Linked DNA regions of Mus musculus: all the other regions are linked to region 7. A link is a loop called in an ENCODE intact Hi-C map of the cell type or tissue named here. Cell type or tissue: heart. All regions are shown on one strand. Region 1 overlaps Gm46505 (a long non-coding RNA gene). Region 2 overlaps Angpt1 (angiopoietin 1). Region 3 has its middle 100 kb from the start of Abra. Region 4 overlaps Angpt1 (angiopoietin 1). Region 5 overlaps Angpt1 (angiopoietin 1). Region 6 has its middle 120 kb from the start of Abra. Region 7 overlaps Angpt1 (angiopoietin 1).

Region 1 (4,000 bases), 240 kb after region 7:
TCAGAGAAGATGTGCCTGCAGAGAGAGACTGGAGACTCCAGGGAGTTTAGAGGTCTGGTGGGATAGGGGTGGGAGGTAGGGACATCCTCTGTGAAGACAGGGGACAGGGAGGAGGTATGGGATGTGGTATGAGAGTGGACTGGGAGAGAAATAAAATCTGGAGTTTTAAATAAATAAATAGGAAACAATCAAATAAACACATATGTCATAGAGACAAAAAATAAGTATATAATGTATATTACATACATTTAGAATTATGTATCGTTCAGAAATCAGTATGTGGAATGTATTTTTCCCTTTAGCACTGAGAATTGAGCAGAGAGTCTTCCCCTTACTAGCAAGTCCCCTACTGCCAGGTGACATCATCAGCCCTAAAACGTGTTTGCACAAACAAGATCTATGTGAGCCACATGTGAACAGCTTGTTTGTTTTGTGTTCCTCATTATTAACTGTCAAATTTTGTTGTAAGGATGATGTTGCAACTTCTGAAATCAAGAAAATCAAATACCAGAAAACTACAGGGAAAAAGAAAAGAACAACTCTTTACACTATCATCAGAGTAAGACTGGCAGCACAGGAGTCTCAGTCTGGACTCTAACACTATGTCAACCCATTGCCTCTGCTAGAAGTTCTCCAGGGGCTTCTTTAAAAGTGATTGCTGTTCTGTGCCTTGCTTCTGGATCAAATGAAATAAACAAGGCAGAGGCTCCATTGATGGATGCTATACCGAGTGCTAGGCCAGATGGTGTTAATACACGGCACTGAGCTCACCTTTGATGGATGGAAAGATAGAGAAGCAGATGAAGTCTGCTCCCTCCCTGCGGCTCCACACAAGCAGGGCAGTGGGCCCAGTTATTTCACCAAGGGCACCATGCAAAACCACACACTCATACCTCCTGGGACCGCAGTGACAAGGTTATCAAGACTGAATGCCCAACAGGACCACTTAAATGTTTTTTAAAACTCCATGCTGGGCTTTACCTGAAAAAAGCCTTATGCAGGCTTACAATTCTCACAAGTGCTTGGTAATCCTAGTGCTACTTGAGGAAGGGGGGGGGGGGGGCACACCCTTCAAGGATGAGGACCAGTGGTGCAGAAAGGGGTTAAGATCATCACATTCTCTAAGCATAAAATACATCTGCCACAAGTCCACAATGACACTGGTTATTCTCAGTTCCCTTCGGCCACTGAGGTCAGACATCAGGGCTGGGGCAGAGGACTGGGGACAATGGCAGTGACGTGCTTGCTGGACTGAATATTAATGCTGCATTGTTTGATTTCCATACCAACTAGTGTGCAATAACAATACAAAAATAAGGTTGGAAATATTATTTTAAACTTTCACCCATTTTTTAAAAGCTGAACTCTGCTGCATCTTCATTTGTTCTTGATTCTGATACTTTTATGATTCACTGCATCCTGGGGGTAGATGGATGTGAGCTAAGAATGACTGGAGGACCTGGGCTGCCAAAATGCCTATTTATGTACATTTTTTTTTCTCTGAAAGTACCAGAAATTCTGCCCCTGAAGGGCATTTGTGTCCTGCTGTGTCTCAGGAGGGATTTAATAGTTGAGTAATTGGGAAATTAAAACCAAGAGTTTGGCTTTTCCAACGTAATTCTAAATGAGGTTTACTTATGTTTTCTTCATTGGACATCTCCTATTTGTGCTTTTGCGGATCCTGCCTTCATTCAATACATCTAGATTGTATTCTGACTTTTCAAAGGCACAGAGGGAAATGTAATTCTTTGCTCTCTGAGGGATGTTTTAAAAATACATCAAGCTATATTAAATTTACGATGATCTTGCTAATAACAACATCAAAACAAACTTCAAAATCTGAAAAATTGAAAGGGAGTAAACACGTCGGAAATGAAAAGATCAATGTTATAACAACATGAATCCAGAATCCAGAAATGCCCTAATAATAATAATAACAACAATGCTCAGGGTTTTACACTTGCAGAAGGTTCCTCCCAGAGCCCGTAGTTGCTGAAATCCCAGACCTGCTCTGTGGCTGCCCTCTACTGGCCAAATTGCAAAGTGCTACTCAAAACAGAGACTATACTGAACTTTCAGCAAAACATTTCCAGTATTATACATATGTTTTCAGGGTTTGTAGAAGTTTTGTGTGGTCTTTAATGACACCACTTCTGTATAAAAGAAATATTTCACTTGTGCTTAAACATTTTTGACACCAGCTTGAGTTTTAAGTCTGTAATCGTTATTGTCTAAGGGGGTTTCCAACGATGATTACAAAAGTAATCCTTGACCACACACAAGGAATTCAGTATATTGTAAAATATGATTCACTATTGTCAGGCTGTGAAAGACATATAGGGTTTAAATATGTAGCTGCATTCCATGTCATTTATCATTTTAAACTTCAGTTTATTTACATGGATAGCAACCAAGGATAGATATATGGAGCATTTGTTTTAATTATTGGAAACTGATAATCTGGCTTGTAACACTTCAAAGTTTGTTAGTCAGCAGAGGGGACCAGAGAGATGGCTCAGTTACCCATGCAAGCATGATGACCTGAGTTCAAAACTCTAGCTCATACACAGAAATCAGCCATGACTGAACATACCTGTAACACTGGCATAGGGAAGAAGACAGAGGAGATAGGCAGGTTCTGGAAGCTCACTGGCCAACAAGCCTAGCTGAAAGAACAAGTTTCAGGTTTCCTGAGATAATTGATCTAAAGAGAATAAGGTAGAAAGCAATAGAGGAAGACCTCAATGGAATCTTCCTCCGGTTTCCATATGTTCATGCATAGACACATTATCTACATACTAATATGCATCCATCACATACAAACACAGAAACACACACAGGGAGAGAGAAAGAGAGAGAGACAGAGACAGAGACAGAGAGAGAGAGAGAGAGAGAGAGAGAGGGAGGGAGGGAGAGAGAATAACAATAATAAAATAAAAATAATCAACAAACATCGGTTGCTGGGCAGTGAGTATGGGGGAATAGAGAATGGGAGAAAATCCACGTCCCGCCAGAGTTCCAGTGCTATGGGTGGGCAGAAGTGGAGGTGTGCCACACTGCACCCTTTCCACACTGCCCCGGGTGGGTGTCTGGCTGTGGGAAGCTATGGACCCAGCCCGTGGGGAGGGGACGGATGAGGGGCAGTCCTAGGTCTCTGGACCTCACAGACCAGAGATAACAGGTTCTCGGTCTCGGGTATCCCAGATGCCGCTGGATACCACGGAAGAGCTAAGAACAAAACGGGGGCCCTGGTGGCACCTGGGCCTTGGGACCAAAGAGAAGAGAGGTCAGGGGGAGAGGGGCCACTGGATGGTTCCCATGTGGGTGAGAGTCCTTGGTCCGGTCCATGGCTAGAGCACAGGAAGGCCTTCCAGTGGGAGGTTAGACATGGCTCTTTAGCGGAAAGCCTATTCCATCGTTCAAGCATGGTGGGCCTTGATGGGTAGAGACAGTCTATGGTTTTAGAGTTTTATTGTAGAAAGGCAGGGGGAAGAGAGAAGGTAGAAAAAGGGAAAGAGGCTGGCCATGGCCATGTGGAGGGGGGAGGAAGGGAGAGAGAGAAGGAGGGCTAGAGAGGAGATTAAGAAAGGTGAGAGCTAACCAGGCGTGGTGGCGCATGCCTTTAATCCCAGCACTTGGGAGGCAGAGGCAGGTGGATTTCTGAGTTCGAGTTAAGCCTGGTCTACAAAGTGAGTTCCAGGACAGCCAGGGCTATACAGAGAAACCCTGTCTCAAAAACAAACAAAAAAAGAAAGAAAGAAAGAAAGAAAGAAAGAAAGAAAGAAAGAAAGAAAGAAAGAAAGAAAGAAAGAAAGAAAGAAAGAAAAGAAAGGTGAGAGCTAAAGAGAGCAAGAAGGGGCAGAGCAGCTCCTTTTATAGTGGGCTGGGCTATCAGGTAACTGTGGGGAGGACCATACCTGGCTATAGTCAGGTAACTGTGGGGGTGAAGTCTAAAAGGCCAGAAGCTTGGGAAATTGTCTGTATGACTTATAGTCACAGA
Region 2 (4,000 bases), 160 kb before region 7:
GTTGAGCTATGACTGCAAGGCAACTGGGCTCTGTATTTGTAGTAGGACAGAGAAGGAACTAGGTTGGAGGTGAGAGACAACGGCTTCAGATGCTAAATTTAAAGAAGGGCTTCTTCTCACCTAGGCAACCAAGCTAAAGTACATGGTATACATTTGTGGAGTACTTCAGAGCAGAGTTTTTAAAATTCTAACATATCCCATAAATATTAGATGAAATCATTACTATTAGTCTATGGAGTGGTTTCAAATTCATATCCATGGAAACATAATATATAAACAAATCATAACCAGTTAACTATTTCAAAGTATAAATGTCTCATCTTGCCATTTTCTACTCCTTCTCTAGCATCTCACTCCTTTCTAGGCTATGAACAGTGTAAGGCCAACAAAACCACATAGGACTGGAGTATTAACTTTCAAGGACTATATTTGTTTTATAATTACTTCTCTGTCTATTGACTTTAAAACTTTGTCAATAATGCATTTTTCCTAAACATACATGAACTCAAAGATTTTGACATTATGCACAATATTTGCATAAGCTCAAAAGAGACAAATTCCCAGCATACTGACATTTGGTTACTGTTAGATGAGTAAGTTTTCTTTAATAATGTGACCTTACTAGGTTGAACACACTCAAGGGTGGACCCCACTCACAAGAGTAGCTGTGCAACATTACAAGTACACTCAGTGGGGGAAAGTAGAAAGCCCTGAAAGCTTGAGACGGGTCAAGGGAGAGGGGAAAGAAAGGGATGGTGAGGGAAGGGTGAATATGATCAGAATATATTGTATGAAATTCTCAGAGAATTAACATAAGTATTATTTTTAAATTATTGTCCTTATCAGTTTACTCAAGGAAAAATAGAATTTGAAAAACATGGTAGTGAATATTAAGACTGAGGCTGCATTCAGCAAATAGTTTACCCAGGTCAGTTTCTGGTTTCTTTGCTTACTGAATGAGCACTTATAAATATTTGAAATGAGACGTGAATCACTTTGTATTTCTGTGTGACAACCAGTACCGTGAATGAGAAGACACACAATGCTTATGTATGAATCAAAGGTGGGCATGGCATCTCATGGAATGAAATACATTGGTCACAGGTACATCAAACCTGTGTTTGCTTTGGTTTGCCATACTCTCTGAGGGCACATCGTGTTGGTTGGTTTCTGTCAACTTGACAACTTGAGAAACCATTGCAGAAGAATGATTTCTTTCTTTTTACTATTTGTTATTCATGCATTGTGAATTTCACATCATTTACCCTGATCCCACTCACCTGCCTGTCCCTTCATATCTACCCTCTGCCCCTGAAATATCCTCCACAAAAGAAAAATTTAAAAACAAGTAAAGTGTAAAAAAAATGTTTTAAAAGATATAACACACACACACACACACACACACACACAAACACATACACACACAAACACACATCTCATAATGGAAGCTGTGGTGTGTCGCTGTGTGCCCCACAGTATACCCTGTTGTCCACACATCTTTACTTGCTAATGTTCATTGTATTGAGTCATTGGTCTGCTTAGAGGCCTCTGGCTTCTGCTATACTATATGCTACACTGGATCCTCACAGGGACTCCTCTTGAACATTCTGTTGTTGCCCTGTGTCATTGAGATTTTGCAGCTTTGGATCTGTAGGACCAGCCTCGTCACATGCTCCAGCATTTCACAGATGGGATCAACTTGAAGCATTGGATCTGGGCTGGCTCTGTAGCTGAGTTTGTCAGCTGGCAAGTTCTCCTGCACCCATACCACCAGGCCAAGTTCCCCAGCACTGCCCCAGCTATCTCACCCAGTGCCCACAGCTGATAAGGGACATGGCCAGCTCTCCTGCTCTCACACTCGAGAACAGCTCATCTACTCTTACCACACCTGGAAGAATGACTCTTATTCAACAAAATCCTTTTCTGAAATTGGCCTATAGAGAAGTCAGTGAGGTACTACTTTGACTAATGTTTGAAGTGGGGGCCCCAGATCATGGTGGGCTGTGTCACTCCTTGGCAGGCAATCTCAAATGTTATACGAAAGCATGATGAGCAGCCCATGGAAGGTGAGCCAGTAAGCAGCACTCCTCCATGACCTTGGCTTCAGTTCCTGCCTCCTTATTCCCGCATGAGTTTCTACTCTGACCTTGCTCTATGATGAAGTATAACCTGGGAGTTTGTCAACTGAAAGAATTTCTCTCCCAAGTTACTTTTGTCATGGTGTTTCAGCATATAGAAACCCTGAGGCACACCTTGCGACACATTCAAAGACCAACATTTTGGCTTTTGAAGAATAATCTACATTTTTACCCATGTTCTCTGGAAACAGACTAGAATCATTATCTGGGATTAACATTGAGGCTGCCTGTATCTAACTCTTGCAACAACAGCCAGTATTAACTTCTTCTTGTTCTCCTTTGCCTCTAGTCTACATTATCACAGAGCAAAAATCCTTCATGAAAACAAGTCAGATCACGGCATTTGCCATGTTGAATATGCTAATGGACCCTCTCTTCAGTTGGTTTACATTTGTAAGGACTTAGTTTTGTAGTAACATATTTTTTACTCTGTGATCTCTTAGTTCTTGGATATCACTTCTGTCCCCCATCTGCCACACTATGCTCCATCTACTGTCTTTTTGTCAATTCAATTTGCCAAATCCTTTTCACCTCAAGGTCTTTGTACCTGCACTTCTGTCTGGTTGAAATTTCCATCCCATCCCATCTGACGAGTTAGCTTGTTTTCATACTCAAGGCATGCTTAGAAGTATGTTCTGGCCATGCCTAGAAAAACATCTACCTCCGTGCTCTCCTGTAGTTCACCCATCTTGCTTTCCTTCTGGAATCTCCATTGCTGAAGATGATTCTTCTTTTTTATCCATGCTATGTTTTTCTGCTACACTATGATTACACAGGGCCTGCACTGCTGTGTCCATAGTCCTGCAGAACAAAGTCATGCCCACTGGAATATTCAACTATGTGCTGGCAGTGCACAATGGGTTGTTTGCAAGTCAGATACTGATTATGGAAGGTAACAGCCCCACAGGCATAGTTACACTCTTACAGGCCAAATTTGAATTATTGGGCATGGAAGAAGAAAGCAGACCTATCTTAGAGATCCAGGCTAAGGGCTGGTCAACTTAGTTTAAGCACAAATGCCAAACTCTTCTCTTTTCCCATCAGCTTGACTCTATTGCTGCTTTATTTCAAGTCACTCCACTGATGTTTTCAAACAGGCTTGAAGTTCAAATCTGGGCATGCAGGGGAACTGTAGAAAACTATGATAAATTGACCACTGCCTTGCATGAGTCTATGAAACTTACTGTTGGCAATAACTGAAGTATTCCATTAAAATGACAAAAGACATTTCCTTCTTAGCTTAAACACATCCCAAAAGCACATCCCTGGGAAAAAATGTTTAAGAGGAAAGGGGAGAAAAGGAAGAAAGGAAAGAGTGAAGAATAAACGCAATAAGTCCCTAAGGACCAGTGTCAAAGCTTAAATTTCCCAGAGTTTTCCATAGGCTGAGGAAAGTAAGATCTGAAATGGAGGATTTATGTAGTTTAAAGAGCTTAGCTATTTAAAAAAATAAAATAAAAAAATAAAAAGTATTCACTTTCTAGAGAAAGTGAGGTAAGAATTTTCAGACAGCTTCTTGTAATGCTTTTAAGAGTATTTCATTTCAAATCCACACTAACTGAAAGGTAGTTATTGAAAGGAAATACAGAAACCACAAAATAAAATACCTTTTTTTGTAGCACATTGATCTCAGGGCCATTGATTTACTGTGGGTTTTTTTGTTTGTTTGTTTGCTCTCTCTCTCTCTCTCTCTCTCTCTCCCTCTCTCTCTCTCTCTCTCTCTCTCTCTCTCTCTCTCTCTCTCTCTCTCTTCATAGAGGAAAGTGAACATCTGGGATGGAGTGATATGGCCCCTAGTATCCTGCCCACATCACACACCTTACATTACTAAGAGCAAGATGATGATTTTTCTCTGCCTCTTG
Region 3 (4,000 bases), 700 kb before region 7:
GGTCTCAGAAGCTAGTGGCTCACTGTCTCTTCCTGCTGCCTGTGGATCCAGATGTAGAACTCTCAATGACCTCTTTGGCACCATGTCTGCACAAGTGCCACCATGCTTCCAGCCAGCCATGATGACAGTGACAATTGACTAAACCTATGACCTATAAGCCATCCTCAATGCTTTCCTTTATAAGAATTGCTGTGGTCATGGTGTCTGTTCACAGCAATAAAAAGCATAACTAAGACGCACATCTTCTTTGGTTACTTTTCTCTGAGCATTTTCCACTTTATTGACTGAGTTTTTGATGGCACACGATTTCTAATAAAATACTAATAATATTTATTAAGAAATCTAGAAGGTCAATCCATTCTATTTTAAAAGACAGATTCTGCTGCTACTCTATCTTATGCCTCCTGGGGCTGAACTATTTTTCAAAGATGGACACGACTAAGAACATAATCTATGTGTTTAGTTCTTGGAAAACAACAGGAAGGCACCATGTTGTTTTTGAATTAACATGAATATTTTTGAATATATGAATATGTATGAACGAGGAAGGAGTGAATAACACTTCCTGAGCATGTGATAGCCTTCCCTGTCATGAAGCTCTCTATGCATGCTTTCTCTATGGGGTTTATTTTTGAGGTGTCAGGAGATAGCCTGTGATGACAGTGGGACCATCAGTGGGCTTGCCTCAGCCTTTATCGGGGTCCTGTTTAGCTGGGAAATGAGATTTTATAGGAAGCAGAATATCTTTCTTCTGTTTTCTCCCCCCTTTTCACATCTTTTCCCTTTGCTGTGAATGAAAACTTCCTTTGTAACACCAGTTAGTTCTCCTGTATCACTAACATGCCCTACAGAAGGGCTCATTTGTCAAAACCAATAAACAGACCATACCAATAACTGTCAGTTTCTTTTTATACCAACACTGATTCTATGACACTGTCTTGCATTTTAGCATATTTGGCTTTCTTTAACCTTGCATATGATTCTTAAATCTTCTCTTTGATATTAATTTTAGTAATTAGTTTGCGGTGTTGTATGATGTAGAAACCAAAAATATGAATATATTAATAGGAAAAGGACTACTACATTACACAGAATTTTCAGTGATTCCAATACTGTTTGAACCTATTATTAAAACACTAGAAAGAAAAATTACTACATTAAAATTTTAAGATTCTTGGAGAGGAATTTCTTTTCCTTTGGCAACACTTGACCTTTCAGATGTCATTTGTTTTAAACTGCAGTTCTATTTAACTTTGTAATATAGTGGAGATTTATTTCATTTCTCTCTCTCTCTTTCTACACAAGTATATATGTATGCACACATATAAACACACATATCAATTTTACTATATAAACAAATTAAATTTCAAAGTGAAAGACCCTTGATTTTGGACTCTGTTGTCAGATTTACTTTTGGTATGTGGTAATTTTGGTAGGAGATAAACAGTTTGGTAGAGATCTCCAATATTTCTAATATTTTGACTCAGTTTACATGTTGTATTATTACCATGGTTTTTAATTACAGCCTCTGGGATACTGTTTAATTGTATTTGTATACTATTAAAAAATCACTGACTTTCCTCACAAGCAAATAAAACTACAACAAAAATTCCTCCCCACAAAATCACCCAGAAAAAATGATAAGAATTCACTAAAAATATATTAAGGTACACTTAAGGAAATGCTGACCCTCAAAATCCAGTATTACCTTTGGCACGCGGAAACAGAGATGTGTTGCTTCATTAAATAAAGGGAGCGGCTGTGAAAGGCAGACCAAGTCCCCGCCTGCCACCGTGCGGACACTGTTAGAACTGCACCTCATTCTCCGTGATGCCAAGCAGAGCAAACACTGGAGTTACTTAAGTGGACGGAATTGAGACAAATGCCCAGATGATCTAGATGAGAAAGGAGTTTTCACTTGAAATATTACCATTATTGAAACAATTGTAAACAAACTGGCCAGGAAACTCCATCTTGGAGTGGAAGGATATGAAGAACTGGAGTTTTCATTCTTCTAGCATCCACGGGTCAAGTTCTATTTAATTAAAAGAGTTTGTTTAGTTTTCCTAAAATCCGTAATTAAGTATAGACAAAGAGACGAATAGTGGCAATAAAGGTGTAGTGAGGGAGATTTCTCAAAGCTATTTCTCATAGCTGCTTGAACATGGCAGACATTGGCCTTTTTACCATGTGTCATCAAAGAGCATGATCAGAAGGAGAAACACTGTGTTTGAGGCCTCTACAAATATATTTCCCCCTTATTCTTGTTTGTTTGTTTGTGTTTGTTTGTTTGTTTGTTTTTTTTGAGACAGGGTTGCTTTGTGTAGCCCTGGCTGTCCTGGAACTCACTTTGTAGACCAGGCTGGCCTCGAACTCAGAAATCCGCCTGCCTCTGCCTCCCGAGTGCTGGGATTAAAGGCATGTGCCATCACACCCAGCTTCCCCCTTATTCTTATCATCTGTCTCAACACAAACTCCTATTACTCCCTTACGTCTTTCCACAAGGAATCATTTCCATGTGCAGAGGGCAGAGCCTTTCTCTCCCCTGGTGTTGACAGCCTGAAACTTTGAACCTCTGTGTTACCTGGCATTCAGTTGACAGCACCATGTGAGTACTGAACCAGGTAACTCCTATACTCTGCCCTTCAGTGTCCTTTGTGATCTGGGCCAGGGCACTTTTGTCCTTTCATGGACTATTTTCTCTCTCTTGTGTGCTTATGAAGTGTCGTGGGCATTTTTCTATGGACTTCTCAACCCGTTTCCGGTCTTGCTGCTGCACGGCTTTCCTGTGTCCACAGCGTTTCACTTTTCCCTTGCATGTACTTCATTCGACTCCCAGATGTCTCAAATTCCAAAACGCAGCGCTGTTGCTTTTTATTGTTGTCCACTGCTAGCCACATAATAAGAATCCTTTTATCATCGTGATCGCATTTTGATGTGAGAGTTTTAACAGGCATAACTATACACCCAGGAATTCATCAAATTATGAGACCATGACGTCTCTGATGGCTCTCTGCACATCCAGAGGACTTTATTTTACATAGCCCCTTTTTTTTCAGGGTGGCATGAACATCAAACACTTGCAGATTGTCTTTTCACTTCATGTCTTTCTATTTCAGTTTCTCTGTTGGATTTCAGTTCATACATGAGACACAAAGGAATGTTGAGCCTTCAAATCTGCATACAATCCATTTGTGAGCTGACGATTAGGAAAAGCAGCACGCATGCCTCAGAACACTAACTATGCAGTAGGAGTTGTTCCAGGTACTTGCATTTCATAATTCACTTTATCCTCACAACCCTGTAAGAGGAAAATAAAAACCTTTTCCATTTAGAGACAAGAAAAAAAAAATGAAGCTTATAAAATACCATTTCTATCATAGTTCCAGAGGGCTTTTTACAAAGCACTTCACAGATTACAAAACGTCTGCATGCTAATACTACCAACTGAAGACAGGCAGTTAGGCTCTAGAATTTACACAGAGAACCTTTGCACTGATTTAAGCTGCTGGCTCTCCTGCAGAGGAAGAGGAGAATGGTCTCATCTGCTGCATTACCCACCATGAAGTGAATGCACCCAGTTACAATGGGAGAATGCCTGGTGGATGCCAGATAGTTTTTTAATGGGCTGTGGGTGTGAAGGACCAAGCAGACCCTGGGTTCTCATGGATGATGTTTGCATGTTTTTTCTGGAAACTAGTTGCTCCAAATAGAGTTTTCCATTTAGTGACAAGAGAACAGACACAGGAATAGTCAATACAGAAGACCGCAGCCTGAAGAATGGGGACATTTTGTGTGGGTATGGATGTTGGAAACTATATTGAATACTCAGATTTCTAAAATATTGAAAATGCTCAATCTTTATAAACTGTCTTCTTTGGATTATCTGCAAAACACAGGAAAATTATTACGTGAAAAGATACCCCATAAGCACATGTCAGCACACACACACACACACACACACACACACACACACACAAAGAGGTTGGCATTGGTACAG
Region 4 (4,000 bases), 250 kb before region 7:
AGACACTCAGTAAGTAACTGATAAAATAATGACCAGAGAAAGCAAAGAAATATTGACCTTGACCTCATGAGAGCAGCCAAACCAACATACAATAGTCATCAATGGAATTTTATAGCTTAAGGCTGGCCTTAAACAAATAAAAATAATGACAATCACTTAAAGAGCAATGATAACGATTAGAGAGCTGTGGAGACAGTTCAGTGGGTAAAATGTGTGGTGTGTAGCCATGAGAATCTGATTTTAGATTCCTCAGACTCCACATAAAAACAGATACGGTAGCTGGCCACGTCAGCTTTTCTATGATTTGTTAGGAAACGGAGGCAGAAGAGTTCCTGGGAGACTGCAGGCCAGATTTCTTAGCTTACATAACAGTAAATAACTTGTCTACATTGCATCTATAGAGCAAGAGACTCTGTCTCAAGAAGGTAGAATGTGAATAACAGCAATCTGTTCATTTTCTGATTTCCATTTGTACCATAGATAAATTAGTTAGGTTTTTTCCTAACAATTAAATTCTATTCAACAAATAATAATATTTTCAGGTATTGTGGGGAAATAAAAATAAGTAAAATATACCTTCTTGACTGTGAGTGGAATGTCTGCCTGGGTTATATAAGGAATTCAAGGCCAGTAGGAGTATCTCAGTGAGACTTGTCCTCATAATAATAATAATAATAATAATAATAACAATAAACAATGTAGTTTAGGTATAGAACACTTTTGTCGTATACATAAGGGGCTGGGTTGAAATCCTAGAGCCGCAAACACAGAAAGATGCAAGGCAATCTCTTAAAATAATGTATGGGATTATAATATTCAGACAAGTTAAGATAATATATATATATATATATATATATATATATATATATATATATGAAGGATAACAGTTTGGAAGTGGATCTGAATGCGAAGGGAAGAAGGAAAGAACTGGAAGGAGTAGAGGGAGAGGAGATCATTTTCAGGATTTATTATGTGGGAAAAATCCATTTTTAATAAATGAAAAAAAATAGTAAAATGTTTAAAAAGTTTTCTTCAGAAAAAGGGTTGAGAATAACTAATATTTTGATGCAATCTAGACAAGTTATTTTGCACACACAGATTTGAACAAAAATAACATCATTTTAAAGCTTAGAATATTTCTGAGACTTGGAAGCACGGGTGATGACTGGTGTATACTATACCATCGATTGGTTATTATTGGTTAAGAAAACACTCCTAAACAACATGACTTAAAACTACCACTCATACGCTTCTCATATGATGTATGCCATCTAGGGAGTTAGGATGATTTGAACCAGGTTCTGCTGACCTCAGTTTAGATGAATCATGGAGTTAATAACTGTCTGCAAGTCAGCTGGAAATTAACTTGTCTAGGGTGGTCTCAGCTGATAAACTTAGCCTTGTCCTGTGTGGTCTCTAAACTCTCGTTAGTGTGTCCTGGGAAGACGGAGGCTGAAGAAAAAGTATCTTTTCAGTATTCAGTGTTGAAATTGGTGATAGTCTGAAGGATGAGGGCAGCAAGAAGAAGAGAACTGAGAAAATTCTAAGTATGTCCAGACTTCGTTACTTAGTCTGCAACTGAGTCCACACACAGTATGTGAGGCATAGGGATAAAGTCATGTTTCTTTTATGCTGTTTCCAACTCTCTATGTCAAACTCAGATACCCAAACAATTTATCTTTTGCCAGAGTCCACAAAAAAGATCACCAAATGTCACATGATGATACAGAACCCAATCATTGTCAGGGCAAACATAAAATCATAAAGATGTAGGAACAAGACCCAACCATTTGGCCTTATATTATAATGGGTCTAAGCATTCCTATTTATTGCATGCCAGAATGAGATTTTTTTTTCAACTACTGAGGCCTTTGTTCATCTCGTAATTTTTCTTTTGTTTGTTTTGTTTTTTGAAACAGAGTTTCTCGGTATAGCCCTGGCTGTCCTGGAACTCACTCTGTAGACCAGGCTGGCCTGGAACTCAGAAGTCCACCTGCCTCTGCCTCATAGTAATTCTATACTTCCATAGGTTGCAAGGTTTAGCTTTTTAAATTATGTAATTAAAACAAAATGAAGTTGCCCACATTATTTTCAATTTTATTTAAATGAAATAATGTAATCTTATGAAGACATTTTCATAGAAATGACACAGCTTTTATTGAAATAGAAACTTCAAGACAAAGTTCGAGTTATCTAATTTTTCTGCCCTGCATTAATTAAATGCAAAAAGCTATGCGTATCAAATTGCTACACACATGTTGGCATTATACAATGTACACATTATACTGCTTTATTATAAATAACTGAAAACAATATCTTATTTTTCAAACCCACATAACAAATCAGTAAATTCCATGCTTTTTTTTCTCCTTGTTTCGCTTTATTTTTGTAATGTGGATTGAAAAACAATTTACCCAAGATGAGTTTTCGAACATCTGTGGGAACAACAACAACAACAACAACAACCACCACAATCACCAGAATCACAAAAATACTCATTTTCTTTCATCTAAATGAGAAGGAAGCTTTTAGAGGGCTAGGCTTAAGAAAGCTGTGAAGGAGTCACTATAGTAGAAAAATCCTGTAATGTCGGCACATACCTCTTGTAAGGCAAAATAGTACTTTATGAACACATATAAATATAAGAAAGATGTGGTGGGAAGCATTCAGAATCTTTTCTTAAAAGCATGAAGAGCTCTGTCTTACCAGGTAGAGGAAAGTCACTAAGGCTTTGTGGCTGCGGTTATCAAGATTTATATTTTGGTACATGTACGTCCCAGAAAGTCTTCTCCTTCTCTGAGAAAACAGAACTGGTGCCTACATTTAGTTCTCTCCTTTCATGGCAAATTGTGTTTGATTGAATGTTTTTTTTCTACTATAACCTTGAACATTTAACAACAAAGAGAACTTGATAGAATACTGCAGTCACATCAGGTTATCACAGAATCCTGTGTCCAAAACTTCATTTACTACATATTATAACACAGGGGCATCTTAACTAAGGCACTTATAGCAGCTAACAATCAGAAACTTCCTAGTCAAATGACTGTAATTTTTTCTATAATTCTTTTGTACAAGGAGTTATGTCAATTTTCTCTACTACCATTATTTTACAAGGTAGAAATTGCTTGAAGAAACAGATCCTGGAGGAGAAAAACTATGCAGAGTAATATATTTAATCAATAGTATGGTAACTGTCTTTAAACAATCATATTTATAGTCATCAGTTGTGGACAGCATCATATATTCCAGACTAAACAATTATTGAGTTTAGCATGGACAGGTATAAGATATTATGTACAATGATATTTAAAATTCTTCTATTATTTGTAGACTTTAAAGTATAACTCATAAAAAACTGGAGTAGGATATATTTAGTAAGTACATTGCAGTTAATTAACAAAAATTAAATTAGCATGAAAAATCTGTATGAAGAATTGAAGGCCTACGAACACTTTAAAAATAATAATGCCATACATATGCAAATACATGCAAGATCTGTACAATGGGCTGTTCCAACTCAAGTACTCCACATATTGCTCTCCTACATACTGTCAATGAGAATGTTAACTGCCTGCTTATTGTTTTGAGAACTGGGTGATAACACTTCCAGTCTTTATATATACTCAGGCTCTAAACATTCTTGTGGATCAGTTAATCAAATTTCATGTAAAGGAACACTGTAGCATGAGTGTGATTTTCACCTGTTTTATCCATTCTTGATTATATTTTATATCTTTTGAAAACTGAATCCCCAGAAACTCAAGAGTCTTTAGGCACCTTCTACCCCCAACTCTTATCCTCCATGTACTATATTGTATCATGGCTTACAAGAACAGAGTTTACATTTGAACACAGGAAACCTGAAATCAGCTAGTAAATATGATACTGGAAATGGGCAGGTGAACTCCACTAACTTTTAGCCAACTCAGTAGACAAAACTTTTCTTTATGTCTCTTTTGGGCAGTGATGTATTGTTAGCAGGATTTCCTACAGTGAT
Region 5 (4,000 bases), 240 kb before region 7:
GAGCAGAGTGGTGGGTAGTAACTCTGTAGGATATATGCTCTATGCCATGCTCCAGTGACTTGGACAGCCATTGACATTCATGCCTATGGTTTCCAGTTCTCAGCTCTCAAAATTCCACAGCTTAGATTTTCAGTGTGAATGGCTTTACAAGACCTGGGTTCCTTCAGAAGGATATTTGATAGGGTAATAGTGTTTATTGCAAAAACACACTTACTTAGGCTAATCCAGCCCAAGCAATAAATGGAACTTTTCTCTTCGCATGTATGTGTTTATTGGTGAGTAAGAAGCAGCAAATATAAGGGCAATTATGGATGAAGGAATCTGACAGAATTCAGTCATGAGGCAGAAGCAATGTCCTAACTCAGAGATGTAGAGGTTTCTCAACAACTGAGACATGCACTCCTCTTTACTCCTTGTGTGTTTTCCTTACAGGAACATGAACACCAATGTTGCTCTTCTATGAAATATTTGAATGATCTCCCTGTTGGTTGGTCCAGGACTGTATTTCTTTACTAGGAAAATTTGTGGGTCAAAATATAAATGGAGAACATGAGTTATATTTCAACACTCAAACAGGCAGGGAACTGGAATGTTCCAGTCTTCATATAAAGTTACCAATAATGTTATTTGTTGAACAAGGTGGTTGGTGCACAAGATGCATCAGTGGCTACCATATTAAAATAATTCTCAAATTTCTAATGTTGTTCCTTGGATACAGGTCAAAGAGTTACCTATAGGTAGCTTGTATATGCTTGATGAGATTAAATTATGATGCCAGAATTATTTATTCAGAAGTGGAATATGATAGTAAATACTTTAGAAGCATATTCATGCCATGCTATCCTTTGTAATACACTGATCTTGTATTGAAATAATGTCACTGTTGGTGAAGTGTTTTTAAGGCTGTGATTTGATAGTTGCAGAAAGGCAGGGGGAATGTCATAAGGGCCTCCTTGAACATTACTCTAAAACCTTCATTTTTCTGTGTTCTAGTAACACAGGACAGAAATGCTAACTTAAAATTTCATTGTACTGGATTTAAAACTCGAGAGCAATTTCAATGACTAAAATATGAACACCAATCCACCATGCACCACAGTTTCTACTGAGTGCCTACGCATACCATTAGAAGAAGGGCAGTTTCTTTCCCATGGGAAAAATATAATATTTTTTTAGTGTAACACAGTAAGAAAGTCAGAGTGGTTGATGATAGGGGTGCCTACGCTTCTAAACCACCAATCAAAGAAATCACATGGTGGGTCTCATGGCTCTAGCTGCATATGTAGTAAAGGATGGCCTAGTCAGTCATCAATGGCAGGAGAGGCCCTTGGTCCTGGTTCTAGGCCCCAGTATAGGAGAATGTGTGGACCAGGAAGCACGAGTGGGTGGGTTGGGGAGCATGGGGATGAGGGAGGGGATAAGGGATTTTCAGAGGGGAAACTAGGAAAGAGGATAACATTTGAAATGTAAACAAAGAAAATATTTTAAAGGAGAGAGAGAGAGAGACAGAGAGAGAGAGGTTATTACAATTCTGAGGGAAACAAGCCTCTGAGTCATTACGATTGCGATTTTGATCACAGTTTAGTTTGGAGTTAACTCTGTTCCAGAAAGACCATCCATATATTTCATGGCTGGTTTTTAGGCTAGTATTCTCTTTGTGTCAGCCAAATATTGTAACGACATCTAAAATATTTTGTATATGATTATGGTATCTTGTTAACTCATGCCTTTTTAAGTCAACAATTAGGTAAGTATAGAGGTATTTTAACATGCAAGCTTTATAGCGTTCCTCAAAAGAAGAAATCAGTACATGTTGGGTAACGGAAGAGAGATGAGACATAAGGAATTCTGAATCCAGGGGAAGCCACTTTACCCACCAAGGGCTCTGAGACTCAGGAAACTTCTGCTCTTTCTTGAGTAAGAAAGTGATTATTAAGTGCTGGATAAATGCTACAGTTATTTAAGTAGCAAGTTGCAGTTTGTTTTTGTTTTTTGTTTTTTTTTTGACACACTCAAAGTATCAGAAAAGACTTGGAATCATATAAAAAGTATTAACTTTCTTAAATAGTAATACAATGCTATTTAATGATGTCTCCCATATCATCTAAAATCTTTCTCAAAACCCAGGTAAAGCTTGGTCTGGATGTATAACATTAGGTTTAAATAATTTCTCCCTTTTTTGTTTTTATTCAATGTGAAAAATTTATCCCTAAGCTTGACCGCATAGCTGCAAAGCATTTGCTAAGAAATAACATTCTATGTAAGTTGACGAGCAAACCATAGATGATCTTAAAGGGAGAGTGTCTGTATCTTCAAAGACACAAATTCATGAGAATGAAGCTTAGGACATTCCTATCACAGATGAAGGGGCAGGGGTGGGAGGGGGTACTTTGAATTATGCCAGCAATGTCCTGCTGAAGAACAGGATAAACCCCTGTGCAGAGCTAAATGACCTCTAGGGACTTGCTTTTCAGTTTCCTGACCAGGAGATCATACCCTTTTCTCAGAGATAAGAAACCCCAAACCTCAACCCAATGAAAGGCAGTTTAGGAAACAGCCTGGGAGACTCACCTCCTGTTAGCATGAGAGCGCATTTGCACATACAGTTGTCGTTATCAGCATCCTTCGTGCTGAAATCGGCACCGTGTAAGATCAAGCTGCTCTGTTTGCCTGCTGTCCCTGTGTGACCTTTTAAATATAACCTGCGGTAAAACAGAAAGAAAGATCATCCACTTGACAGAACATGACCTAGAAGATAATTTGTTGAGTGTTTAAACTTCTGTTTTGCCTCCTGTCTCTGAACTCAACCCTTCCAACAAATCACTTTATGAACCTAAAGTCAATAGATAAAAGGAGGAAAGAGAGAGGGAGGAGGGTCAGAGGGATAAAGATTGCAGACAGGAGTCACAGGTTCCGAATTATGAATGGGTACAAATCCCTGTGGCTGCAGCTTAGTGGGTGTTGTTCTTGTTTGATATGCATACATGAACCCACGTGGTTCACTGATAGTGCAGGGACCACAAAAAAGAAGTGGAATTTATTCTTGTAGTTAGGTGTTACTAAACAGAAATCTCCATTAGAATGTCAATACAGCAGACAATTTCATTAATATTTCAAACAAATTATTCTAAGTATTTTTTTTTTTTTACTATTGATACAACAAATACACAAGTCTCATTGACAGGGGCTTGTTTTGGTACATCTCATAGAAAAGGTGAAGGACCCAAACCTGCAAGTAGCATTCACCACACAAACATTTGCTGAGCACACACTCTATGTCTCACTTTTTATAGCTCTTTAGGCCTTATAACAAAGGTCTCATGCACTACTTCTAAGTCTGAAAGATTTGTTTCTAGTGACTTAACACAAACTATGTTCAAATTCCAGCAGTTGTTTGATCTTATAAACAATACTATTTAAAGAACCCAACTTATTCTCTACAAATATTTCTTACATGTATTTTTCAAAAACTTCAATCAATGGCACGTGTGCAGCAAGTTAAGAGATACTTTGAGCAAAGGTCTGCTCAACAGGCAAAACAAATTGGGCTGTTAAGAACCTTCTGAGATTACTAGAGATATGCAGACTATCTATGGATTACACATGGGAACCATGGGAAATCACAGAAGTTGTCTGGCGCAGCTTCCTGTCTGGTGGTTATCCTCTTCTTTCCTCTTTCCTTTCTGTCCTGAGCAATGTGAACTTGCCCAGATCTTTTGTTTGCTTCCATAGGCCCCGAGCATTTGCACTACACTCATCAGGATCAGCAGTTTGGTACTCTCTATCAATGTGGATTTTCACCTACATCATCTCGCAACATTTCCTTCCGAACTCCACTTCTTTGAATCATACCTACACAAAATCAGTGGCGATTAATGTCACATGAATGAAAGTCTCCCAGAATCTCGACCAGCTCTGGCAAAATATGAAACAGTAATAATAAAAGTAAAATAAAATCGGGAGCTATGAAAATACACGTGACTAGTGTTCCACTTAGATA
Region 6 (4,000 bases), 690 kb before region 7:
GTGTATTGTATCTATAGCTGCTGAGGTCAAGTTAAAGCATATTTATACATTAAATTATTTCCCTATTCACTGTTTTCTTTCTAAATGTCTCTGGACGTTGCAGAAGCCAACTATCACTACTCACATCAACCTGGCAGAGGGAGAGTGTTCCTTGCTACCTGCCCAACTGTTCTGGGTTCTGGAATGAAAGACATACACATGCAGCCTTATATTTTAAAATGCCTTACACAGCTCAATGGCTGGGCCATTTCCAAACCTCCATGTGGCCAACACCTCCTCTCTGATATCCCTGAATTATCACTTACTAAAATCTAGGGCATCATTATTGCCCTAGACATAGTTGGGAGAGACCCCTGGGCCTTTGCTTCCCTGGCTTTCACATGTTGGCTATCTCTCTGTCCTGCCTTGTCAGGTGTGGCAGCTGCTCCTTTCCCCATATGGCGTCTGTCTCCCTCCCTGCTCCTTTCTACTCCTTCTTCAGTCCCTTGTCTGGGAATCCTAATGTCCTGCCTTTGTTTCCCTGCCAAGCCATTGGCCATCAGCAACTTTATTTACAATCAAAACCAACTGGAGACAGGGTCCCTCAGTGTCTTATGTGCCGATGTTCAGATTCTCGTGTAATTTTGGGGACCAAATTAACATAATATAAATAGCATTAGACCAGATCTACAACATCAGAATAACGAACAGTGAAAATAAGGAGTTAAACATGTCTCCTGAAAGTATGTATTTGGTGTTAGAAAAATGGAAATCACTCATGTACAGTTGAGGAAGGTGGTAGCTGAAGAACAAGGTCTCTGAGTTGGTCCAGGCATGGAGTCCCATCTCCACAGCATATACAGCGAGAAATCTGTGCAATCATTCTCACTTCCTTTCCTTTAGTTTTCTTGTCTATGAAAGTTTTAGCCTCTAGAACTGTGTGATGATAAGTTTATATGTTAGAAAAGGTCTGGTGCATATCCATGTTTGCTAAATGGAACACGTAATATTTATAAACTTGAAGCATTGAAATGAGTATTATCAATGTAATCAAATTCACATGAAAACATCAGTTTCTCTTTTCTGTATTTTCTCAGTTTCGCTTTTGTCTTTGAGACAAGGTCTTACCATATGGGCCAGGCTGCCTTTGAACTGGGAGTCCCTCTGTCTTGGCATCCAGAGTGCTGGGATTACAGGCTGAAGTGTAAAGATTAATTAGCAAAGAAGAGATGAAAATGCAAAATCTGACAGGGGTGTGAGATGGCCCTGATTGGTCAGAAAGCCCACCTTAGGTACATCTCTCTTTTAGCTCTAAACAATTCCATGTTGTAATATATTCTATATATTCTATATACAGTAACAACCATATTGTATGACTTATATAACTATATGGAAGTTTTATATGTAGCTACTTCACATTGTATTATATGTATATATGTATATATAAAACATATGCAGTTATATCCACAATACTATTTTTTATCACTTTCCATGGGTTTGGTGTTACCTGCCTCCAGTCAGAAGACGGTTCTTTAGTGTTTCTGATAGGAGAGCTTTCTGGTAACGCATTCTTTCCATACTTGTTTATATAAAAAAAAAATCCTTATTTTCTTTATGGTTTATTTCTTTGATTGCAGAACACAGCCTGTAGATGTCCCCAAACACATACTGTATTAATGTTTAAAGTTCAGCTTTGTCAAATGAATGGTTCATATCTATAAATTCTTAGAAACTTTAAATAAAAGCAAGCCAGACATGGCTTGCTGAGGAAGGATGGAGGTCTGGACAGAGCTATGGGTGACTCAGAACATTATCAGGGCTGCCAAAGAAATGGAGAAAGAAAGGAGGACTTCTGAAAGGAGGAACGTCAACAGTGGGCCTAGGAACAAGAAACAGATTTGCTCGGCTGAACCTAAACTGCAATAGTTTTTAATTGGTAAGCTTGAGTTTTATGACAGATTTACATTATTGACTTTTGTTGGCACATTAAAGCATTAGAACATATGTACTAATCATTATGACCTATAACAGAGACAAATATAAAATTGCATATATATATATACATATATATATGTATATATATATATGCTTAATACAACCCTAAAAATCTTAACTGAAAATTTAGTGTATACATATTTCTTTTTCAGTGAGGATTAACTTCTACAAATCCCAAACTTTGTGAAATCCGTGAGTCAGAATGTAAATGGGAAATGAGGTACATCTTAGGAATTGAGAAGTTCATCATTGCAATTCATCATCTATGAAAGGCCACTGGGCACGCACTGACGTAAATTACACATAGGAAAGTACATGGGTAGCTCTATTTTATTTCACCAGGTGAACAAGTGCATAGAATTTCCCAGAGTGCGATCTTGTAAGGCAGATGTTTTCTTAGACTTCCAGAAATGGAGCTACAGTGTTCTGAATGACAAGATGTTACTCTAACTTGCTCTGTCTTACCAAGAGGAATAACCATGCGGCAGCAGAAACTTCTCTGCTAAGACTTCTGCTAAAACTTATCTGCTTTGCATGAACACTTGAAGTGAAAGATAAACAAGACAGAAGAATTCACAGCAGTTTAGACTGAAATGCTAAGGTGTAATGGTTGGAAGGAGAATGGCCTCCATAGGCTCATATATTTGAATGATTAGTTCCCAATTCAGGTTTGAAAAGAATTAGGAGGTATGGCCTTGTTGGACGAAGTGTGTCACTAGGAGTGGGATTTGAGGTGTCAAAAGCTATTGTCTGGCTCAGTGTCTGTCTTTCTGTCTCTGTCTCTGTCTCTGTCTCTGTCTCTGTGTTTTTGTGCCTCTGTCTTTCTCTCTGTCTGTCTGTCTCTGTCTCTGTCTCTCTCTGTCTGCCTCTCTGTCTCTCTCTCTCTCTCTGTCTGACTGTGGATAAGGATATAAAATTCTCAGCTACTGCTTCAGCAAAAATGATTGCCCCCATGCTGCTGCCATGATAATACTGTCCTTTCTGTAAGCAAGCCTTCAATTAGATTTTTTTTTTTTAATGATTTGCTGCTGTTCATGGTGCCTCTACACAATAATAGAACTGTTACTAAGATACGAGGGTCAGGGTGGATCATCCTATTTCAAGCCAGGAAATACTTGCGAATGAGAAATTAATAATAATTATAATTATACTAGGATGCCAGTTTGGCATTATTCTGTGACGTAGGGAAATATATGGCAGGTCAACTAGTTAAATATTCAGGTTACCTGTGAAGAAGAGTAGCCACGGTTCCACAGTGTCATTTAGTGGAGTCATGGCTGACATTGAATCCAGGGTAGTTCTAAAATTGGCCTCTTAGTAGTAGGGTCATGCCAGTTTGTTTTTTTATAATGTTTCTAAATCCTTCCTTAGTGTGTCTTTCTGCTTTCATCTCAAAAGGGAAGCTAAAGCTGGGCTACAGTACAACTTTGTGAGCAAGATGAATTTGTTACTCTTCTGTGTGTTTTCAGAAGCAGTTACCTTTTTTTTTACTGTTTTGTTTTATTGTTGCCCTTTCCCTGCACACATAGACACACAGTAGGGCATAAAATGAATTTGCCTCAGGTGCACACTAGTGGGTGAGCTTATCTACTTAGGTCATCTGTATTGTTTCAAAAACACTTGTTTCGTTTACCTTTTCTCTGAATCCAGAGTTCAAAATGTGAATTTCTGTTTTGGCTGCTTTCCAGCATTCTTCCTTTTGGCAAAATGGTGAACCTGCATTGATGTTGATATGGTGCCTTCAACTTCCACATCTTTTTCAGCTTTCCTGGATTTGTAGAAGTGATATTTAAGCACCATTGCCCTGGTCTTTTGCATGGTTTTCTTTGGGATCCGTTCAGGGACACGAACCTGAGAGAGCAAATCTCCCAGAGAACATGGAAAACAAAATATCTGTATTCATTGCTTTTACTGTTCCCAGGGAAGAATTTTACAGATACCTGCAGTTTCCCTCAAAGGACTTAGCCCAACCCTGTTGTGTGTTTTTGAATTTCTGAGCACCATTAATTCTGATTCCACACATCAA
Region 7 (4,000 bases):
TCCATGTGAAATGGTGGCATACAAGGGATGAAGCCGGCCTGCAGTTTCCAGGAAAAGGACGTGCCTTGGCCCTAAACTCTGAGTTCTACCAAGAGAAATAATACTGTCCATAAGCTTGAAGTGAGTCTGTAATAGCACAACTTTCCAGGTTCTGTGGAAGAAAACACAGCTAGCCAGTTTAGCCTAACTGGTGAGCTCCAGGCCCACAAGAGATTCTTTCTTAAAAGTGGTAAATACAGATCCTGAGATGATACTTCTAGTTGTTGTCTGAACTCCACACATGTCCACACACACCTACACTCACATGTATGCAACATATGCACATAATAATAATAATAATAATAACAATAATAATAGCAATAGTGACAATCAAACCTTCTATAACCCTAGCATTTAGGCTGCTGAGGCAAGAGGGTTGATAAGTCACAGGTTTGAGGAGACCCTGGACTACATACACTACATAGTGACTTCCAAGCGCTGCCTTGGGGTACAGAATAAGACCTTGTCTTAAAAAAAAAACAGCCAAACATAAAAACCTACAAATAAACAGCTTCAGCAGTAGCTGCAGCAACAGCAACAGCAACAGCAACAGCAGCAGCAGCAACAACAACAAATTTCAAGAGCAGCCAATGAGATGGCTCAGAGGTGAAGGTGCTTGGCACCAAGCCTGAAGACCCTACCTTGATCTCTGAAACCCATGTAACAGAAGGAGAAAACTGACTCTTGTCCTCTAACCTCCACAGGAGAGGAGGGGCATTTTTAAACTCCCCACCCCCACCCCCAGAGAATAGAAAATTGCAAAAACCTAACATCCATTTCTATTCCCTGTTAGTTACCAAGATGTGGTCACTCTCATTCATCTGGTACCACTGGAAATAGTTCCAAAAAGAGCTTTATAATATAGGAGCCGCAAATAATATAGGAGCCTCAAATGCAAACATCTACTGTGATGTTAAATATATAATTACACAGCTCTCTTTTCTGCCAAGTGCGATCATCCTACATCACATTAACAAAGGAATAATCATGGAAATGGACCTCCTTGAATTAAGCCCCTCATGACAAGAGAGCCACACCATAACAGTCCTCTTGCATAACTTGCTTGTTCATTGTAAAGCTACAAAAGTTGAGAAATGCAAGTTGAGAGTCTTATAAAGTATTTTGTGGGATAGCCAGTATCGTACAATGGATATTTTTAAAAATCCATTTTACCAGTGTTTAAGGATATGAACAGATTATCACAGCAATAGTCTGGATTCCTATTGTTTTGATAACACTTTTTTTTTCTGCATCAGGAGCCTTCTTGACAGCTATCATCATACTTTGATTAATAATTTTTTGAATAAATGGCTGAACTAATTTGATGTATCTTCACTGTTTGCATTAGTTCCTGCACAACATTCCTTCTTAACTTATAACAACTACTTAGACTAAAAATAGAAATGCATAAATTGTAAGTATTGTCTTCTGAGTAATTACAGTGAAAAATGTGCATATGAGTTCAAAACAAACATGACATGAAGTTTGGAGTCTGAGTTGGAGAAAACACTAATTAAGGGAAATTTATGAGAGTCTTTACCAAGTTCTTTGATGAATGCATTTATTTGGTTACTTGATCCTCCACCCAATCACATTAACAATGACAAAAGATATGCAAATTCAAGCAGACAATAGCAAAGCCAACTGCTCTGACTCATACCAACTGGGCCACTTCAACCTTCTTCAGCTCAATTTATTCTTGTGAGGATTGATATAACCAAGAAACATTTCAATACTTATGCTTGGCTATAAGTTGAAAACTATGCCATAATCTCTGACTAAGAACAAAGCCAATGAGAGTCAAATTTATTTCACAAAACAAATTAACGTAACAAATGTGTGCACGATGTAAGTCCGGCAGAACTGTGCACTTGCCCTGTCACTGCAGAGCAACAACAGAAAAATAAGCATCACTGTGTGAATCACTATTTTGGTTGTACGCTTAAAGCACATCATTACATTTTTGCTAGAATAGCTCATTCATGATTTAGAACTACAATGCCCTCCTCAAAGCACCCACGTTGATCATGATTCAGTTCTCATTGAAAACACTGTAGATGGGATATTGAGCATAATAACAAACTATTAAACCAAAGCCATTTATTTATGTAGAATGAAATGCAGCCATAGAAACACCAGATGTTCTATTATAAACTAATTCTATGAATAGTGCTGGACAAAGTGTCTATCATCCTCAAAGACGGTTGCACATGTTTTGTGCTGCAGGCTTAACTTTTCATCTGTGATCTGTAGCAGGAAGCTGCAGTTCCAAGTCTGGGAACTCCAGAAGTACCGAGTTCCTGGTCACACGCTGAAAGAAATAACTGTGATCCTAGTTCAGTCCCTAGTGGACAAAAGGAGAAGAGCTACCACCAGGGATGAGTCAGCAGCAGGCAGAGCTAAGTAAGTGACTGGGACCACACAGAACAGAAGTTGGCCTTTTCCCATCCCTTATCCTCTCACAGGGTCTGCTGTGGTACCTGCAGCCTACTCATGATCCTTCTGCTCACATGGAGGCAAGGGTTTAGCACACATCCTGGAAGAGAAGCGTTTACAAATGCTGTCGAGGCTCTAGAAACGTGGACTTACCTGTTACATAGCTAAACAGCGATTAAAGAATGAGCAGAAACAAGAGCTCACCATGGAAAGGGCAGTCTTAACAACAGCAACTACAAAATGTTCTATGGTTTATGAAGACGAAGAAGAAGAAAAAAGACCCACAAGAGATCAATGCGACTTCTATAAAATGGGATCAAATATGCACTCAGCATTAACGTTTCCCAGGAGACTGAGGCTCCCAGATGACACCGTCTCTGTCCCTAACCCAGGGAACCAGGGCTTGTCAAAAATTAGCACAGCCTTCTTGTGTTCAGCCCAATCTGCAGGTGGGTACAGGAGACTTCCTGAACTCAGTTTCTACCTTCAATGTGAGCAAAACCCCTTTCTTACAATTTTCCCATCAGAAGCTATTTTTTTTTTTTCATTTCAGATGTCAGTCCTCATATACCACTTGTGAAGTTAAGTTCCTTTAACTTACAAATACAATCTTTCTAAACGAAGACAATATGGGTACTTTATACTTATTCTCATTGCATACTTTTATTAAAAGTTGGTGGGGGTAAGCATTTTATGAAGATTTCCCATGGCAACTCACAAAACTCCTTGCTGTACATTCCATTTGAACCTCTGTTAATATCACCATTATGATTTCCTTTTACACCACCTTGTCCAAGAAGTGCGCGCTTACTTTTTCAAAGTTGGGCTTTGACAGTCAAAATGCCTAAGATAAACTTTAAAAAACAACAGGGTTGGCATAAAATTTGCTAATGTTAGACGCACATTTAGGAAGCTACAGGATCAGAGGTTCCCACAAGCCCAGGACCCTTGGCTTACCCAGGAAGTTGAGTCCAGAGAGGGAGCCTTTTTTCTTTTGCAAACACTGCCCCCCGGAGCAAAAGGTAAACACAAATGCCCCCTACGGAACTCTGAGCTCCCTGCAGAGAGGGAAGGGAAAAGCTCAGAGCAATTAGAAACCGAAAGCGATCACTTACTTTTTGCAGCCACTGAGTATAATTTTCCATCACATGCTCCAGATGCTGAAGTTTCTGGGAAGAGAAATCCGGCTCCACGTGTGGAGCATCCCTTTGCAGAGCGTTGGTGTTGTACTGCTCTGTCGCACTCTCACGGCAGTTCCCGTCGTGTTCTGGAAGAATGAAAGTGTAGGCACATTGCCCATGTTGAATCCGGTTATATCTTCTCCCTCCGTTTTCTGGATTTCGGCGCTGGTTGCTGCACCCTATGTGAGTCAGAATGGCAGCGAAGAATGCAAAGGAAAGGAAAACTGTCATTGTACTGCCAGCGCTTGCCTTCCGTGCCTCCTGCAAAGCTTGCTCTTCTCTTCTGACCTTTAAACTAGTTCTTTATTTCAGGTAAAACTGCTTGTTTGACTCTTTCCCCGTTA

Evidence for each region. Peaks named below come from ENCODE experiments on the same cell type or tissue, not always from the same donor. Only the 100,000 strongest peaks of a DNase experiment are listed, where the experiment ranks them.
Region 1: it touches region 7 in a loop (13-fold over the local background); 4 of 42 quality-filtered maps call a loop at or near these places.
Region 2: a loop joins it to region 7, with 2.1 times the contacts of the local background. A loop is called at or near these places in 3 of 42 quality-filtered maps.
Region 3: a loop joins it to region 7, with 2.7 times the contacts of the local background. A loop is called at or near these places in 7 of 42 quality-filtered maps.
Region 4: it touches region 7 in a loop (2.5-fold over the local background); 4 of 42 quality-filtered maps call a loop at or near these places.
Region 5: a loop joins it to region 7, with 3.0 times the contacts of the local background. A loop is called at or near these places in 4 of 42 quality-filtered maps.
Region 6: it touches region 7 in a loop (3-fold over the local background); 7 of 42 quality-filtered maps call a loop at or near these places.

What each region holds. Positions count from the first base shown.
Region 1 is chr15:42,912,284-42,916,283 of GRCm38, forward strand. The region is part of intron 1 of Gm46505 (a long non-coding RNA gene); the gene reads right to left. Among named protein-coding and RNA genes, the nearest start is that of Gm41315, 28 kb to the right of the region's middle. In heart, a CTCF peak has its summit at 2,027 (motif pointing left); no DNase peak of the experiment used is centred here.
Region 2 is chr15:42,513,608-42,517,607 of GRCm38, forward strand. All of the region lies in intron 2 of Angpt1 (angiopoietin 1), which reads right to left. Among named protein-coding and RNA genes, the nearest start is that of Gm41313, 150 kb to the right of the region's middle. In heart, no CTCF peak of the experiment used is centred here; a DNase peak (open chromatin) is centred at 1,734.
Region 3 is chr15:41,971,685-41,975,684 of GRCm38, forward strand. No RefSeq gene overlaps it. Among named protein-coding and RNA genes, the nearest start is that of Abra, 100 kb to the left of the region's middle. In heart, a CTCF peak has its summit at 1,801; a DNase peak (open chromatin) is centred at 1,797.
Region 4 is chr15:42,422,591-42,426,590 of GRCm38, forward strand. It overlaps Angpt1 (angiopoietin 1), which reads right to left. Exons shown (of 9, transcript NM_009640.4): 9 at 2,077-4,000. Among named protein-coding and RNA genes, the nearest start is that of Gm41313, 240 kb to the right of the region's middle. In heart, no CTCF peak of the experiment used is centred here; no DNase peak of the experiment used is centred here.
Region 5 is chr15:42,435,704-42,439,703 of GRCm38, forward strand. It overlaps Angpt1 (angiopoietin 1), which reads right to left. Exons shown (of 9, transcript NM_009640.4): 8 at 2,572-2,702. Among named protein-coding and RNA genes, the nearest start is that of Gm41313, 230 kb to the right of the region's middle. In heart, no CTCF peak of the experiment used is centred here; no DNase peak of the experiment used is centred here.
Region 6 is chr15:41,984,795-41,988,794 of GRCm38, forward strand. No RefSeq gene overlaps it. Among named protein-coding and RNA genes, the nearest start is that of Abra, 120 kb to the left of the region's middle. In heart, a CTCF peak has its summit at 1,626; no DNase peak of the experiment used is centred here.
Region 7 is chr15:42,672,575-42,676,574 of GRCm38, forward strand. It overlaps Angpt1 (angiopoietin 1), which reads right to left. Exons shown (of 9, transcript NM_009640.4): 1 at 3,591-4,000. The coding sequence starts at 3,887. Among named protein-coding and RNA genes, the nearest start is that of Angpt1, 2.4 kb to the right of the region's middle. In heart, CTCF peaks have their summits at 2,397 and 3,518; DNase peaks (open chromatin) are centred at 2,407 and 3,657; H3K4me3 peaks cover 3,075 bases; H3K27ac peaks cover 1,733 bases.